2 separate regions of the Homo sapiens genome follow, and region 1 is linked to region 2. The links are chromatin contacts, found by Hi-C or POLR2A ChIA-PET in ENCODE. All regions are on one chromosome and are shown on one strand. The core of a region is the stretch at or near the end of the contact, and the rest is flanking DNA. Distances in the headings are between cores, read along the strand shown. Region 1 holds the start of EPHA2-AS1 (EPHA2 antisense RNA 1). Region 2 holds the start of CASP9 (caspase 9).

Region 1 (7,574 bases), core at 1,997-4,496, 630 kb after region 2:
AAACCTAAGACCCTAGGTACTGTCCCCACTCTATTTCCAAGTAAAGTCCAGGTAGCTGCCAATAAGTGCTACCCTCCCTAGAGGGTAAGGAGATAGGAGAAACCGGGGCATAGAACCTATGCAAGATGGATTCAGAGGGTAAAGCCCTAAGGTGGGGGTAAAGAAACCAAGTCAATGCTTCCTTTGGGCCCTGGAGCATGAGGGATCTGCCTCAGAAGCCCCATTCCTCAAGGCCAGGACCGGAGAAGGACTCAAAGGGTGGACAGAGCTCCAGGCAGGCTGGGAGCAGGGATGGCCTGGTTTGTGGAGATGGGAGCTGGGCTCTGAGGGTGGTCTTGAAGACCGCCTCCTGAAGTGACATGGCCCTCCTACCTGGGCTGAAGGCCCCCAGGCTGGGGCGTGAAATGCTGCCACCCCCACTACTGACCGGGGCCAAACCTCTCTAGGAAGGGTCAGGCAGCCCAGACAGGCAAGAGGAAATCCAATGTGACACCGGCCCCATGACAGAGGCTGTGGGGATAGGGGAGGGTGGCTGGGGGCAGCGGGGTGGGCAGGGGCAGGGATTTGTTCAGACATGCCCAGGGCCGGGGCTTTGAAACTCACTAACCCCACTAGCAAATGGAATGTTCCAGCTACACAGGAAGGAATCTGGAGGCTCCTGATTTCAGCTGGGTGGGTAGAAGGACAAAGGTTCCTCACAGTCCTGCAGCCCCCCCTTAGATTGACAGGAGGCTGAGGTCTGTGCCCAAGTGAGAGGGCTCACCGCTACCAGGCTTCTGAAGGGTTAACCTGGCATGGAGGGCCCTCCCTTTCCAGCCTAGGCCTGGCTCTAGAAGTAGCACAGGGCTCAATCGGAGAAGAAAAGAAGCCCTCACACAGGAAGGAGCCCCCCCTGCAGGGGTTTCCAACCCCGGCCCCCTCCCAGGGAAATTCCCTCGAACCAACCACCAGGAACAGGAGGCGCCCAGCGCTGGGTCCCTCCGCCCTGACGCGGGCGCGGCTCTTTCCCCAGGTTCTTCCAGGGACAGAGGCTCCCGCTTCTCTGGAAAGGGTGGGAGCCTGGGAGCCCCTCGGCTGACCCAGACGGCTTCCTGGAGAGGCTTAGGCTAAGCAGGGCTTATCCATGAGCTCTCTATCCCCTTACCTTCCCATTTCTGGGGGGAAAAAAAAAAAGCAAAAAACACCTCCTTCTTTGCCATGAGTTCCACCGTAAGTGCCATCTTTGTGGGTCCACATTGCTCCACAGCTTCTTCCACAAATGCAGGACTGCCACCCACTCCCGGTCTCCGGTCCTTCTCCGCAGCCTCCGAGGCTGTGGTTCCCTCCCCGCTTCCCCCATTCCTCTCTAACCAAGACTAGCTAATCCCTAAAGGAAGCAGGGAGGTGGGGACTCTGGGGAAAACATGAAAGAAAAGGGAAAGGGGACAGAGGGCAGACTTGGCCCCGGTAGAACCAGAAACCAAGGACTTCCTGGCACTCTCCAGCCCTCTTCCCATCAGCAGCACCCCAGCTCAGCACCCCCTGCCACCCGCCCAGGCCCCTGCCCAGCTATGCCTGCTTCCCAGGAAAATCTACCATGACACCAACCACAAAGCAGGCAGGGCCTTGGCTCTGGCAGCCAAGAAGCGGGATGCTCAGGTCTGGTCCTCTGTCCAGAAGGCCCTGGTTGGCAAGGGCTCGGGCCTCCCTCAGTTTCCCCATTTGTAAAAATGAGGGCAGATTCAGTGGCTGTTGATGACCTAACAGGAGCCACGTGGGCAACCAAGTATAGCCTAGGGGTGAGGGGGCAAGAAAGAAGTCTGAAGCAGCCTGGGGGTAGGTGAAAAAGGCACCTGTGTCCTCCTGCCTGCCCCCTAAGCCACCCCCAGGCAGACCCACCACATACAGCCTGATTCCCAGGAACTGAAACCAGCAGCTGCCAGCTAGGCCATCATGCCCACCCCCACCTAGGCACACTTCTCTAGGGACTCTTTCACGGGGACTCAGAGTCGAAGCAAAAATGTACCCCCACCCCAGTGCAATACACAAGCCTTTCCCCCTGCATCCCATGGGGTGTGGGGGTGGGGTTTAATCACACAGGCTGGGGAGAGGTGGACACAGGGGACAAGGACAAGGCAGCTCCAGGCTTCCAGGCCAGCTTGGGGACTGCAGCAGCAAAGCACCCGCCTAATCCCCCACCCCCCCATGGGCAGCCGAGGAGAAAGGCCTATAGTGATTCCAGCTGTCTCTCCCCTTCTCTCCAACCACAGTCCCCCAGGAAGGGGGAGGACCAAACGTTGGTGGGGCGGATATTGAGGGTGGCAGAAATCCTTGCCATGAGCTCCTGCAACCAGAAGTCCCGGTTGAGACCCCAACCCGGGCCCTGTCACTCCAGAGACTGAGACAGGATGCCACCCCCAACACCTGCCACTGCCCAACGGCTCCAGATCCGGCCTCTTTTCCTCCCAACACAGAACAGCAAAACCTCCAAACCCAGTTTGGGAGGCAGAAAAAGAAGGAAACAGGCCGGGGGTGGTGGCTCATGCCTGTAATCGCAGCACTTTGGGAGGCCGCGGCGGGTGGATCACCTGAGGTCAGGAGTTCAGAATCAGCCTGGCCAACATGGTGAAACCTCGTCTCCACTAAAAGATGCAAAAATTAGACGCGCCTGGTGGCGGGCACCTGTAATCCCAGCTACTAGGGAGGCTTGAGACAGGAGAATAGCTTGAACCCGGGAGGCAGAGGTTGCAGTGAGCCGAGATTGCGCCATTGCACTCCAGTCTGGGCAACAAGTGCGAAACTCCGTCTCAAAAAAAAAAAAAAAAAAAAAAAAGAAGGAAACTTCTCACCGGCCCAAGTTTCCTCCCGGCTTCCCCCTTGTGGAGCCTGCGGAAACCTCGCTCTGCCCAGGCAGGAGGGGAAGCCTTGCCCTCACTGTTGGAAATTGAAGCTGGCCTGGGCTGGGTGGACAGGAAGGTCTTCGGCCAGGGCAGGAGCCCCCATCCTCGCCCTGACCCTAGCGGAGGGACAACACCCCCACCACGCACCCGCTGCGCCATGAGCAAAGTCTGCGGCCCCTCACTCGGCGCGGCTCCGGGAACACTGGGGCGGGGGTGGGTGATTCAGTCCCCCACCCCCGGGTGTCCTGACTCCCTGGTGGCCCTGGGCTGACAGCTCCACACCTTGGGAGGCCGCACCCCCACCTGCCGCATTTCCTCGTTCTGAGTCACCCTTGCTCAGAACGCTTGACTTTGGGACTTCCTGTCCGCACTCGCGGCCCCTAACCTGCCCCGGGAGCCCGGGAGTGCGGCTTGGGAAGGAGGGAAAGGAGTGTGTGAGCAGGGATTGGCCCGAACCTATCTCCACGCTCTCCCCCGGGACTGGAGGTGAAGGGGGGCGTGGAGAAAATCTCAGGGAACAGGGGCTTCGACAGGGGGCTCCCGCCCGCCCGAGCCCCCTCCCCAAAATGCGAGGCCTGCACAGTATGCCTTCTCCGCAAAACCTCGGCAAGCGGGTTAGTGAATTCAGGTCACTAAGAAGCTGAGCCCGCGGAAAGCTGCCCAAACACCCCCTTCTCTAGGGGACTCCCCACGCCCCCCGCCGGGACGCGTTCCCGAAGTCGCCGCCTGGACTGCAACCGCGTGGCCTGCGCCGCGTCCTCTTCTCCGCAGCCTCCGAGGCCCGTGCGACCAAGCTGAAACCGCTTATTCTCCGGAGCCCCTATGACCCCGGGTGGGGGCCAGGGCTCGCCTCGATCGCAGCCCGTGCGCCCTCCGGACTCCAGTTCGCCGGGACTGGGCGACACCAGGTAGGTTCCAAAGTTGCGCGCGTCAAGGAGCGCCGGGCTCTAGGGGGCACTGGGGCCCGGGGGCCAGGGGTCCAGACGCCGCGCGCACTCACCTTCCTTGCCCTGCGCCGCCGCGGCCGCGGCCAGCGCACAGCCCCACAGCAGGGCGAAGCAGGCGCGGGCTGCCTGGAGCTCCATGCCGCGCTTCTCGCTCTCGGTCCGATCCCCCCGAGCCCGGCTCCCGCACACCCGCACGCCTGCACGCCGGCCTCGGTGTCCGCTCCCGCCCGCCGGCCTGCGCGCAACTTCTGCCCCTCCTGCCCCGAGTCCTTAATGGAAGTTGGGTGAGAACCGACTCCTGTTCATTCATGCCCTGCGTGACGTCACCAACGCCCGCCCTCAGGAATGTCTTTAAAGGGGCCGGGCTGGCACCCGGAGGAGAGGGAGGGGAAGTCCGGAGGGGTTTGGAGGAGGACCTTGGGGCCCTCTGGACTCGCGGGCTCCCCGCAGGCCTTCCAAAGTTTGAGCGTCTCAAAGCGCCAGCGCCCCTACGGATTAGCCCCCAGGGATCTCTGAGCCTGGTATCCTCGGTGGAAACGTTTAATGGTTTTGCGCTGAGCCATACCCATTCTGCCCTTCACCTCTGAGACTGAGCTCAATGCGACTGAGCTCAACGCTGGCCTGAAGGTCTGAGCTGAAATGGATTGGGGGTCCAATAAGCAGTTGCCTCCTAAGCAGCAGGCCTGAGAGAGTGGCCCAGAAATAGACCTGGATGCCCTCCTTCCTAAAACCCTTGAAGAGTATATCAAGCTGCTGATGGTCAAAAAGAGTATCTCTGTTCAGAAGCCTATAAGCCTACTATGATCTGAGAATAGGTTCATTTCCTCTGGGAATGGATCAGACATGCACTATCTTATTTATTAATAATTCTCATCTGGGAGGCAGGGGTCATCATCCCCATGTTACAGAAGAGGAGACTGAGGCTCCAAGAGCAGAAACAACATGCCCAAAGGGTGCACAGCTCACGGGTAGTAGAAGCAGGATTTGAATCCTGGTGGTCTCTGCTTGAACCACTGCTTCTTTTTGGGGAAGGGGGCAAGGGGCACCCCTGGCCCCCGACCCTGGCATGGGTTGATAGGTTTTGACAGTTTGGAGGACACCTGCCTACCACCTGCCCCTTGATAAGGCCTCTTCACAAAACTTCCTCAGACATGAGCTCATCTCCCTTCCTGACAGAAGCGGCTAGTGTGAGTGAAACAAACGGGAAATTTGCTCTGGCCCGCCTGCCCAGCCACCCACGGCTGCCTGTTGGCCAATCACCATTTGACCAGTCCAGGAAGAGCAACTGTGGCAGGCCTGATTTCCTGGGAGGCCCCAGACTCCCTTTGCCTACCTCTTCCTCTCTGACCCCATCCTCGCTTTGATGCCCGGGACCTGCTACCCAGGTACGTGGGTCTTCTCTGCCGGATGTGGACATCTTGGCCTCTCGCCTTGGTGCCTACTCTTGGGAAGCGGGTCCAGACATCTCTCCTGCAGGAAGAGAGGAAGGGTTAATTACAGGCGTTGGGGATAATTAAAGCCTTTGACCAAGAGGATGGGAGGAGAGCCTTGGTCCTCTGAGAGCCTGTGAGTGTGCAAGTGCCTGTGAGAATAAGTGCATGTGTATGAGGGTGTGAGATTTTGTTGAATGTGCATTCGTGTGTATAGACATGAGAGTGTTGATGTATGTATGACTGTGTGTGAGTGTGTGTATGGACATAAGTGTTGTATGTGACTGGGCAGGGTGGCTCAGGCCTGTAATTCCAGCACTTTGGGAGGCCGAGGCAGGCAGATCATTTGAGGTCAGGAGCTCCAGACATGCCTGGCCAACATGGTGAAACCCCGTCTCTACTAAAAATACAAAAAAATTAGCTGGGCGTGGTGCCACTCACCTGTAATCCCATCTACTAAGGAGGCTAAGGCAGGAGAATCACTTGAACCCCAGAGGCAGAGATTGCAGTGAGCCGAGATTGCGCCACTCACTGCACTCCAGCCTGGGCCAGCAAGACTCTGTCTCAAAAAAAAAAAGAAAAAAGTGTTGGTATATGTGTGTATAAGTGTGTGTGCATGGGCATGAGAGGATTTGGGTATGAGTGTGTGTCTGTGTGTGTTTTTGTGGATTGTGTGGATGTGTCTAGATGTGTGTATGAGTGTGCATGTGGGTGTGAGAGATTTGTGTATGAGTGCATGTGAGTGTGGATTTGTGTATGCATGTATTTGTGAGTGTGCCATACTTCACAGTAGATGTGGAGTCAGCCCATGAGTTTCTGAACAAGTTATTTCACTTTTCTGAGCCTCAGTTTGCTCCTGGAAAGATGTAAAGCCTATTTAGGAGAGTTACTGTAAAGATCAAATAAAGTCATGCATGTAAACCACAGGGGCCAGGACTACAGAAAGCACGCATGAAATCTCAGCTGTTACTGGGTTACATGCGGTTCAGCAACAGGAAGCCACATCCGTGGAGAGCAGGGCATGTGTTGTGCCCAGGGCTCTGTGGACAGGCACATGGGGTGTGTGGATGAGTGTGAGCATGTGTGTAGTACGTGGTTTGGATAAGTGTTTTGCATGTTGTATTGGAGCCTCTGGGCTAGGGACACTGGCGTGTGTAAGACTCCATGTGAGTTGTGTGGAAGCCACTGCTTGTACATGTGTGTTACATGCCACTTGCAGGCTCCATCTGTCAGATGTGTCACTAGAGGACACACTGCAGGAGGACAGGGATGTTTGTAGAAAACAGACAGTGCCTGGGCCAGGCGCGGTGGCTCACGCCTGTAATCCCAGCACTTTGGGAGGCCGAGGCAGATAGATCACTTGAGGTCAGGAGTTTGAGACCAAGCTTGTCATCATGGTGAAACCCCGTCTCTACTAAAAATACAAAAATTAGCCGGGCGTGGTGGCGCATGCCCGTAATCCCAGCTGCTCGAGTTGGAGGCAGGAAAGTCGCTTGAACCCAGGAGGTGGAGGTTGCAGTGAGCCGAGACCGCGGCACTGCACTCCAGCCTGGGTGACAGAGCGAGAGCCAAAAACAAAAAAAGAAAACAGACAGTGCCTGATACATACTAGATATTCAGCAAGCCTCCGCTGAATGAATGAACTAATGAGTGAATGACAGTGTTGCGAGTTCTGTGTTGCGTGAAAGTCTCTGTGTGTAGTGTTGGTTGGTCCTTCTGGTGGCAAGTGTGGGTTTCCATGTGTGGCCTCAAAAGGTTGAATCCAAGCACACACACGGCAGGGGTGCAGGCAGGCCCTGATGGCTGTGGGGCGTGTGCCCAGCAGTATGTGCACAAGTTGGGGGCTGAGAGCATAGGGCAGGGTGTTGCTCATCTGCAGCATGTGACGTGAACAGAGGCCTATGGAAAGGAGTGGTATGTCAGGTGGTGGCAAGAGGGTGTTCCACCTGGCTTTTCCCTGGCTTTTAGTCACCCATTTAATGACACACCCTTCCCTCTTTTCCTGTCCGACTCAGAGTCTTTCCCGCTCTAGGTGACTGGGTGCTAAGGAGGAAAGTTCTTCAGTGAGTCTTATAAAGCGGCACCAAAACGCGGTATTTATAGTGACATAATCAGCCCTAATGGAGATGGAATTACCCCATAAAGGCCCCAAGGAGCCCTCAGGGCCTCAGCGCCACTGCAGCAGACAAGGCTCCTGTACAGGCAGGTGGAGCCCGAGTGAGTGTGTGTTTGTGTGTGACTGCCTCTCCTGCCAATCCCTGCCTCCGGCCCACCAGCCTGCTTAGGGGCCCACCTTTGCTAGGACTTAGCTGGGGCTG
Region 2 (6,854 bases), core at 3,580-6,079:
GGCCAGGCTGGTCTCAAAACTCCTGACCTCAAGCGATCCACCAACCTCAGCCTCTCAAAGTGCTAGGATTACAGGCGTGAGCTACCATGCCCGGCCACCAAAGAGTTTTAAGAATGGAGTGACAGAGACAGATATGGCCTTTCAAAAAGTCATCCAGGGGTCAGGGTGAAAAATGGAAAGGAGTGAGCCATAGCCAGATCAGGAGGCAGCAAAGATGGTGCAGCTAGAATAGAGAGAAGTGAAAGGACAAAGCAGAGATACAAAGAGAGAGGGTCCATAGGACATGGGCACTGACTGGGGGGACTGTGAAGACAGAGCAAGGGTCAAGGTTGACAGGCAGGCCAGGCACAGTGGCTCATGCTTGCAATTCCAGCACTTTGGGAGGCTGAAGTGGGAGGATAGCTTGAGCCCAGTTCGAGACCAGCCTGGACAACACAGTGAGACCCTGTCTCTACAAAAAATAACAAAAAAAAAGCCAGGTATGGTGTCACGCACCTGTAGTCCCAGCTACTCAGGAGGCTGAGGCTCCCAAGAGGATGGCTCGAGCCCAGGAGATAAGGCTGCAGTGAGCTGTGATAGCACCACTGCACTTCAGCCTGGGTGACAGAGCAAGACCCTGTCTCAAAAAAAAAAATTGAGAGGTGTCAGGATGGTGGGGTCAGTCACTAAGAAGGAAGAGTCTGGTTATCTGCCACCTGTCCTCAGATACCCAGCACTGGACAGGTTCTCAGGATCCACAGGGATAAGATGGCACCGTGTCCTCAACTATCCTACAGCAGCACTGTCTATGAGAACCTTCCGTGATGATGGAAATATTCTTGGTCTGTATTGTCCTATTTAGTAACCATATATCACATGACCATTAAGCACTTGGGTAGTACAACTGAGGAACTGAATTTTTGTGGGCGAAAGATTACCCAGGTGCCGAGGCAAGAGACTGAAGCCACAAACTGTTTCAGTATAATAAAGAAAATAGTTAGAATAAGAATAGTCATAATACAAATTAGGTATAGAGATGATCATGGACAATTATCAATCATTATTATAAACATTATTAATCATTAGCTTTTAATATTACTCTTTGTTGCATTGCTAATATAACTTAGGAATAACCGGCGGGTATAGGGTCAGGTGCTGAAGGGACATTGTGAGAAGTGACCTAGAAGGCAAGAGGTGAGCCCTCTGTCAGGCCCGCATAAGGGCCGCTTGAGGGCTCCTTGGTCAAGCGGTAATGCCAGTGTCTGGGGAGACACCCATTACTTAGCAGACCGCGAAGGGGAGTCTCCTGCCAGGCGCGGTGGCTCACGCCTGTAATCCCAGCACTTTGGGAGGCCAAGGCAGGCAGATCACAAGGTTAGGAGTTCAAGACCAGCCTGACCAACACGGTGAAACCCGTCTCTACTAAAAATACAAAAAAATTAGCTGGGCGTGGTAGTGCGCACCTGTAATTCCAGCTACTCAGGAGGCTGAGGCAGAACAGCTTGAACCCTGGCTGGGCGCGGTGGCTCAAGCCTGTAATCCCAGCACTTTGGGAGGCCAAGGTGGGCAGATCACGAGGTCAGGAGATCGAGACCATCCTGGCTAACACGGTGAAACCCCATCTCTACTAAAAATACAAAAAATTAGCCGGGCGTGGTGGCGGGTGCCTGTAGACCCAGCTACTCGGGAGGCTGAGGGAGGAGAATGGCATGAACCCGGGAGGCGGAGCTTGCAGTGAGCCGAGATTGCGGCACTGCACTCCAGCCTGGGCGACAGAGCGAGACTCCGTCTCAAAAAAAAAAAAAAAAAAAAGGAAAATAGCTTGAACCCGGAAGGTGGAGGTTGCAGTGAGCTGAGATCGTACCATTGCACTCCAGCCTGGGCGAAAAAGTGGGACACCACCTCAAAAAAAAAAAAAAAAGAAAGGGAGTCTCCTTTCCTTGGAGGCGTCAGGGAGCACTCTGCTCCACCAGCTTCTTGTGGGAGGCTGGATATTATCCATGCCTGCCCGCAGTCATCCGGAGACCTAAACCCCTCCCTGTGGTGCTGTGCTTCCATGGTCACGCTCCTTGCCCACTTTCATGTTCCTCCCGTACTCCTGGTTCCTGTTTGAAGTTCATAGATAGCGGTAGAAGAAATAGTGAAAGTCTTAAAGTCTTTGATCTTTCTTATAAGTGCATAGAAGAAAACGCTGACATATGCTGCCTTCTCTCTCTGCTTCAGCTACCTAAAAGGGAAGGGCCCCCTGTCCTATGATCACGTGACTTGCTTCACCTTATCAATCACTTAGAAGATTCACCCTCCTTACCCTGTCCCCTTGCCTTATATCCAATAACAGCGCAGCCAGGCATTCGGGGCCACTACCCTGTCTCCACGTCTAGGTGGTAGTGGTCCCCCGGGCCCAGCTGTCTTTTTTTCTATCTCTTTCTCCTGTGTCTTTATTTCTACGATCTCTCATCTCCGCACACGAGGAGAAAAACCCACAGGCCCTGTAAGGCTTGACCCTACCAATTTTTAGTTTTATTTAATTTTAATTACTTCAAATTTACCTTTAACGACATGTGGCTAATGGCTACTGTTGGGAACAGCACAGACCTACAGTGCCACTGAGAAGGTAAGTCTCACTAGCAGAACAGTTGGCTACATGCAAATAGATGGTGGTGTTTAGGTTTCTCTCCACATTTGCTGAACACTCCAGGAGGTCAACACTGTGTTAAATGCATTGTTTCATCTTTTTCTCCCTCAATAACTTTATAGAGTTAAATTAGAACTTCCCAACTTTTTAGGGTAAAAAATTTCAGGGAAACTGAGTCATAGGGTTTTTCTGTTTGTTTGGCTCATTGGTTGTGGTTTTTTACAACTTGCTAATATGTAACAAGGCCAGGATGAGAGCCCAGATCCAACTGGTTCCAAAACCTGCCTGTTTTTCAGCCATACTGAATGGCAAAATGGCAACCTGTGGTTCCCACAAGGTTCTTAAAAAATTTCTGAATTTGTTGCTAACATTTTAAGCCAGGGAATTTGACAGAGGAATCAAGATTTTCAGCTTCTTTTTTAAGATGTGAAAGCTGGGCCGGGTACAGTGGCTCACACCTGTAATCCCAACACTGAGGCAGGAGAATCACTTGAGGCCAAGAGTTTGAGACTCATCTAGGCAACATAGCAAGACTCCTATCTGTACAAAAAAAAAATTTTTTTTAATTAGCCAGGCATGGTGGCATGTGCCTAAAGTCCCAGCTGCTCTAAAGGCTGAGGCAGGAAGACCACTTAAGCCCAGGAGGTCAAGGTCGCAGTGAGCCATGATCTCATCCCTGCACTCCAGGCTGGGCAAGAGTGAGACCCTGCCTCAAAATAAGTGTAAGATGTGGCAATACTGGGCCATTTGTTGATATGGCCATACTCAGCTGGAGACGGAGGGCAGTGCAAAGGCTATCCACTATGACGCCCATCCATTGGTCCTCCATGGGCATTTGAGTTTGTGATCCCCGTGAACATTCCTGAAGGCAAGGACTGTGGCCTCAAACCATTACTGTTCCCCAGTAGGGGCCACACAGAAGGCACAAAACTTATTTTATTATTAATGAATAATTACTCATATGATACTCAATTATTTAAAGACTCTTTCCCTGGGCCAGGGCACTGGCCAGGGATATCCAGCCAGCCACTCACACCTACTGCACCTCATGGTAGGAAATATCTCCTGCATCCTCACAGGCCTGTGATGAGGGTCAAATGAGACAAAGATGGGAAAGTGCTTTTAAACAAAACCTCAAATGTTTGACTTCATTATTCTCCATTCTGCATCAGGTCCCCTCATTTCCAAAACCTCTTAACAAAACATAAACTGAACACAGAAGGGGCTGGCCAAAGAGGGCAGGGTACGCTGATCCCCCGCTCTGTGCCTAGCACTACAGTTTCACATCCGTTATTTCATTTAGTCCTTATGACAGTATTATTCTTATTCCCATTTCACAGCCCAGAAACTGTGGCTCAAAGAGGGTAAGTGACTGGCCCAAGAACACGCTGCCAGGCAGCCTGATGCCAAAGTGGGTTCCCGAAACCTCTATGCTAGAAAAGTAAAAACGCACACGCCTCCTTCCTCGCAAGTATTAACGTAAATTAAAATGGAGACCAACCATGAAGAATTCCTGAGCAGACAAAACCAATCAGGTATCCTAAGTGACCTAAATCTTGCTTAAACTGCAAACATAAGCAAAATTTAACTTGGGTCATATCTGATAAATGCTTATGTTAGAGAGAAATAAAACTTAAGACCAGCCAAAAGCAGTCAATTAACAGACCTTAAAAAAAAAAGGCAATTTTGTAACTGCAAACCAATCAAATAATTTCTTTATTTTGCTTCCACATTTTCCCAATAAATACTTGCCTCTGACGTTTTGTCATTGCAACACTAAAGCTCTTTCAGTCTGATGTTCTCCAATTCATGAATTGTTTCTTATTCAAAGTTCTCAAGATGTGTCTCACATTTTTCCTTTACACAAGAAACACAAGCACTAACAGTGTACGCTGACTGAGTATGGCATGGAATCGCTTTAGCGAACACCCGACTAAGAGGTGTTTGGGATTCTTTGGCTCCGCTGAGGGGTTTGAAGCCACAGGGAAGGCTAGGCTCCCGCACAACGCCTCCTCGAGGGGCGTGGGGACCCGGCCGTGCAGCGCGGGGACAGGGGGCCGGGGGCGCACCTGGATGTCCTCGATCATATGGGGCCTGAACAGCTCGCGGCTCAGCAGGGCGTCCCAGAGCTGGTCCACCTGCAGCTCTTCCACCAGCCGCAGCCGGCACCGCCGCAGGAGCCGCCGATCCGCTTCGTCCATGGCGAGTAGCCAACTAAGACTCCAGGCCGCCTCAGTCCGCTTCCGGGCCTCGGCCGCCCGCCCCAGTCCCCAGGACCCGCCCCCGCCCCAGGGCCTGCCCCCGCGTCACGGCCCCGGGTCAGTCTTCGCTCCCCACCGCCTCCGGACGCATCTCCAAGGCCTCGCCCCGCCCCCAGGAGTCGCTCTTGCGTCACCGCCCCGCCCTCAGGACGCACCTCTGCGCCTCGCCCCGCCCCCAGGGCCAAGCCTCCCATCACCGCGCCGCCCCAGAACACGCTCCGCGTCACCGCCCCGCCCCAGAACCCGCCCCACGTCACCGCCCCGCTCCAGAATCCACCACTGCGTCCCCGCCCCAGAACCCGCCCCGTATCCCCGCACTGACCTCACGTCACCGCCCCGCCCCCGCGTTACCGTCCCGCCCGCAGGACGCATCTCCAACGCCTCGCCCCGCCCCAAGGATTCGCTCTTGCGTCACCGCCTCGCCTTCAGGACGCCTCCGCGCCTCGCCCTGTCCCCAGGGTCAATTCTGGGGTCACCGCCTGTCCCCAGAACCTGCCACCGCGTCACCGCCCACTCCCCGGGACGCATCTAGAAGGTCTCGCCCCGCCCCCAGGATTCGCTCTGCGTCATCGCCCCGCCCTCAGGACGCACCTCAGCGCCTCGCGCCGACCCCAGAATCCATTCCGCGCCACCGCCCCGCCCCCAGGATTCAACCCACGCCCCCACCCCGCCCCCAAGGTCAATCTTGCGCCACCGCCCCGCCCCCAAGGGCTAGCCTCGTGCCACCGCCCCGCCTCCAAGAGCCAATCCCCTCCCCTCGCTCCACCCTCAGAATCGTCCTTGCGTCACCGCTCAGCCTCAGACTCCAGTTCGCACTCTCGCCCCGCCCCCAAAGTCAATCCTCACCCCCAGGATCCATCCTTCTGTCACCGCCCCGCCCCAAGGCGGCACCTCCGCGACTCGCCCCGCCCCCAGGGCCCCGCCCCGCCCCCGCATCACCTCCCCACTCCGGGCGCAGGTGCCCTTTTGCAATTCTGGCACCAGTTCCTGGTCCACCGCGGGCCCTTCGCCAGAATTCACTATAGCCCCGCTTTTACAGAGATCCGGAGGGAGTCGTCACACTTCCAGCAAGAGGGAAACCATGAGTGGAGCCGTGATCTGTCCCGCCCATTCAACCTCCTCCGGGGCATGGCTTCCCCTTAGCCCCCTCCTCCACCCCAAGTAAAACCATAAGCTCCCCTCACCGCCCTTGTGCCCAGATCGCAGTTGACTGTTCCAAACTCGAGTGTCTGATCCAACCAAGCCCACCTTACACAGTCTTCCATTCCCTCTTCCCTCCCTCCCACCCTAACACCTCCCACACAGAAAAAAAAAAAAACGGCAGAAATCTAGTCCTGTAAACTCCCATCGTTCTGAACGGTTCATTTTCACATTTCAAAAATAATCGTTTCTGTTTACTGAGCATTTGCTAAGTCCCAGGCATCGTGCTAGCCACTTTTCATGCTTATTTCACTTATCCTTAACTACAATCCTGCCAGGAAAGTATTCCCACCCCCCGCCGGTTTTACAGATGTAGACCCTAGGGTTCAGGGAAACGAATGTTTAAGGTCACTTGGGTACTAAGTGGCCGAGGCAGGCAGGATTGAAACCCGAACCTGACTCTGTAAGCCACACTCTTAAGAATCCACCTTAGAATATAATCTCTTGAGCACCAAAACCTCAGCCCCATTCGTTCACTTCTACGAATATTTATTGAGCCTGTAGTCAAACACTAAGAACATGAAGGTGAACAAAACAAAATCCCTGCTTTTAGAGTTTACATTCCAGTGGAAGGATCAGGTGATAAACTATATCAATAAATAAGACATACTATGTTAGATAGTGATAAATGCAAAGAGAAAAAAATAAAAACAAGACAGGGAGATATGAAAGCTCTTTATATCCGCAAGGGATCTATCTCATTGGCTCAAAGAAAGTTTCCTTCACTTACCTGTGCCTTATCCCTCTCTCCACCCCCACCGCCCTTTCCCCGTGCTTAA

Evidence for each region. A loop is a pair of places that touch in the nucleus more often than their neighbours do. ChIA-PET counts read pairs that join two places held with the same protein, here RNA polymerase II (POLR2A). Pooled maps may share reads with other maps.
Region 1: POLR2A ChIA-PET joins it to region 2 with 12 read pairs in AG04450. The contact joins the promoter of EPHA2-AS1 here to the promoter of CASP9 in region 2. A Hi-C loop is called at or near these places in 2 of 168 maps with a recorded cell type or tissue (HCT116 and PC-9) and 8 of 50 pooled maps. POLR2A ChIA-PET finds 5 or more read pairs at or near these places in 1 of 52 experiments (AG04450).

The regions. Positions count from the first base shown.
Region 1 is chr1:16,151,969-16,159,542 of GRCh38, forward strand. EPHA2-AS1 (EPHA2 antisense RNA 1) reads left to right here and starts at 3,247. Exons shown (of 3, transcript NR_187275.1): 1 at 3,247-3,787; 2 at 5,003-5,211. It overlaps EPHA2 (EPH receptor A2), which reads right to left and starts at 4,101. Exons shown (of 17, transcript NM_004431.5): 1 at 3,880-4,101. The coding sequence starts at 3,964.
Region 2 is chr1:15,519,386-15,526,239 of GRCh38, forward strand. CASP9 (caspase 9) reads right to left here and starts at 4,830. Exons shown (of 9, transcript NM_001229.5): 1 at 4,684-4,830. The coding sequence starts at 4,815. RefSeq lists silencers at 4,800-5,189, 5,470-5,909.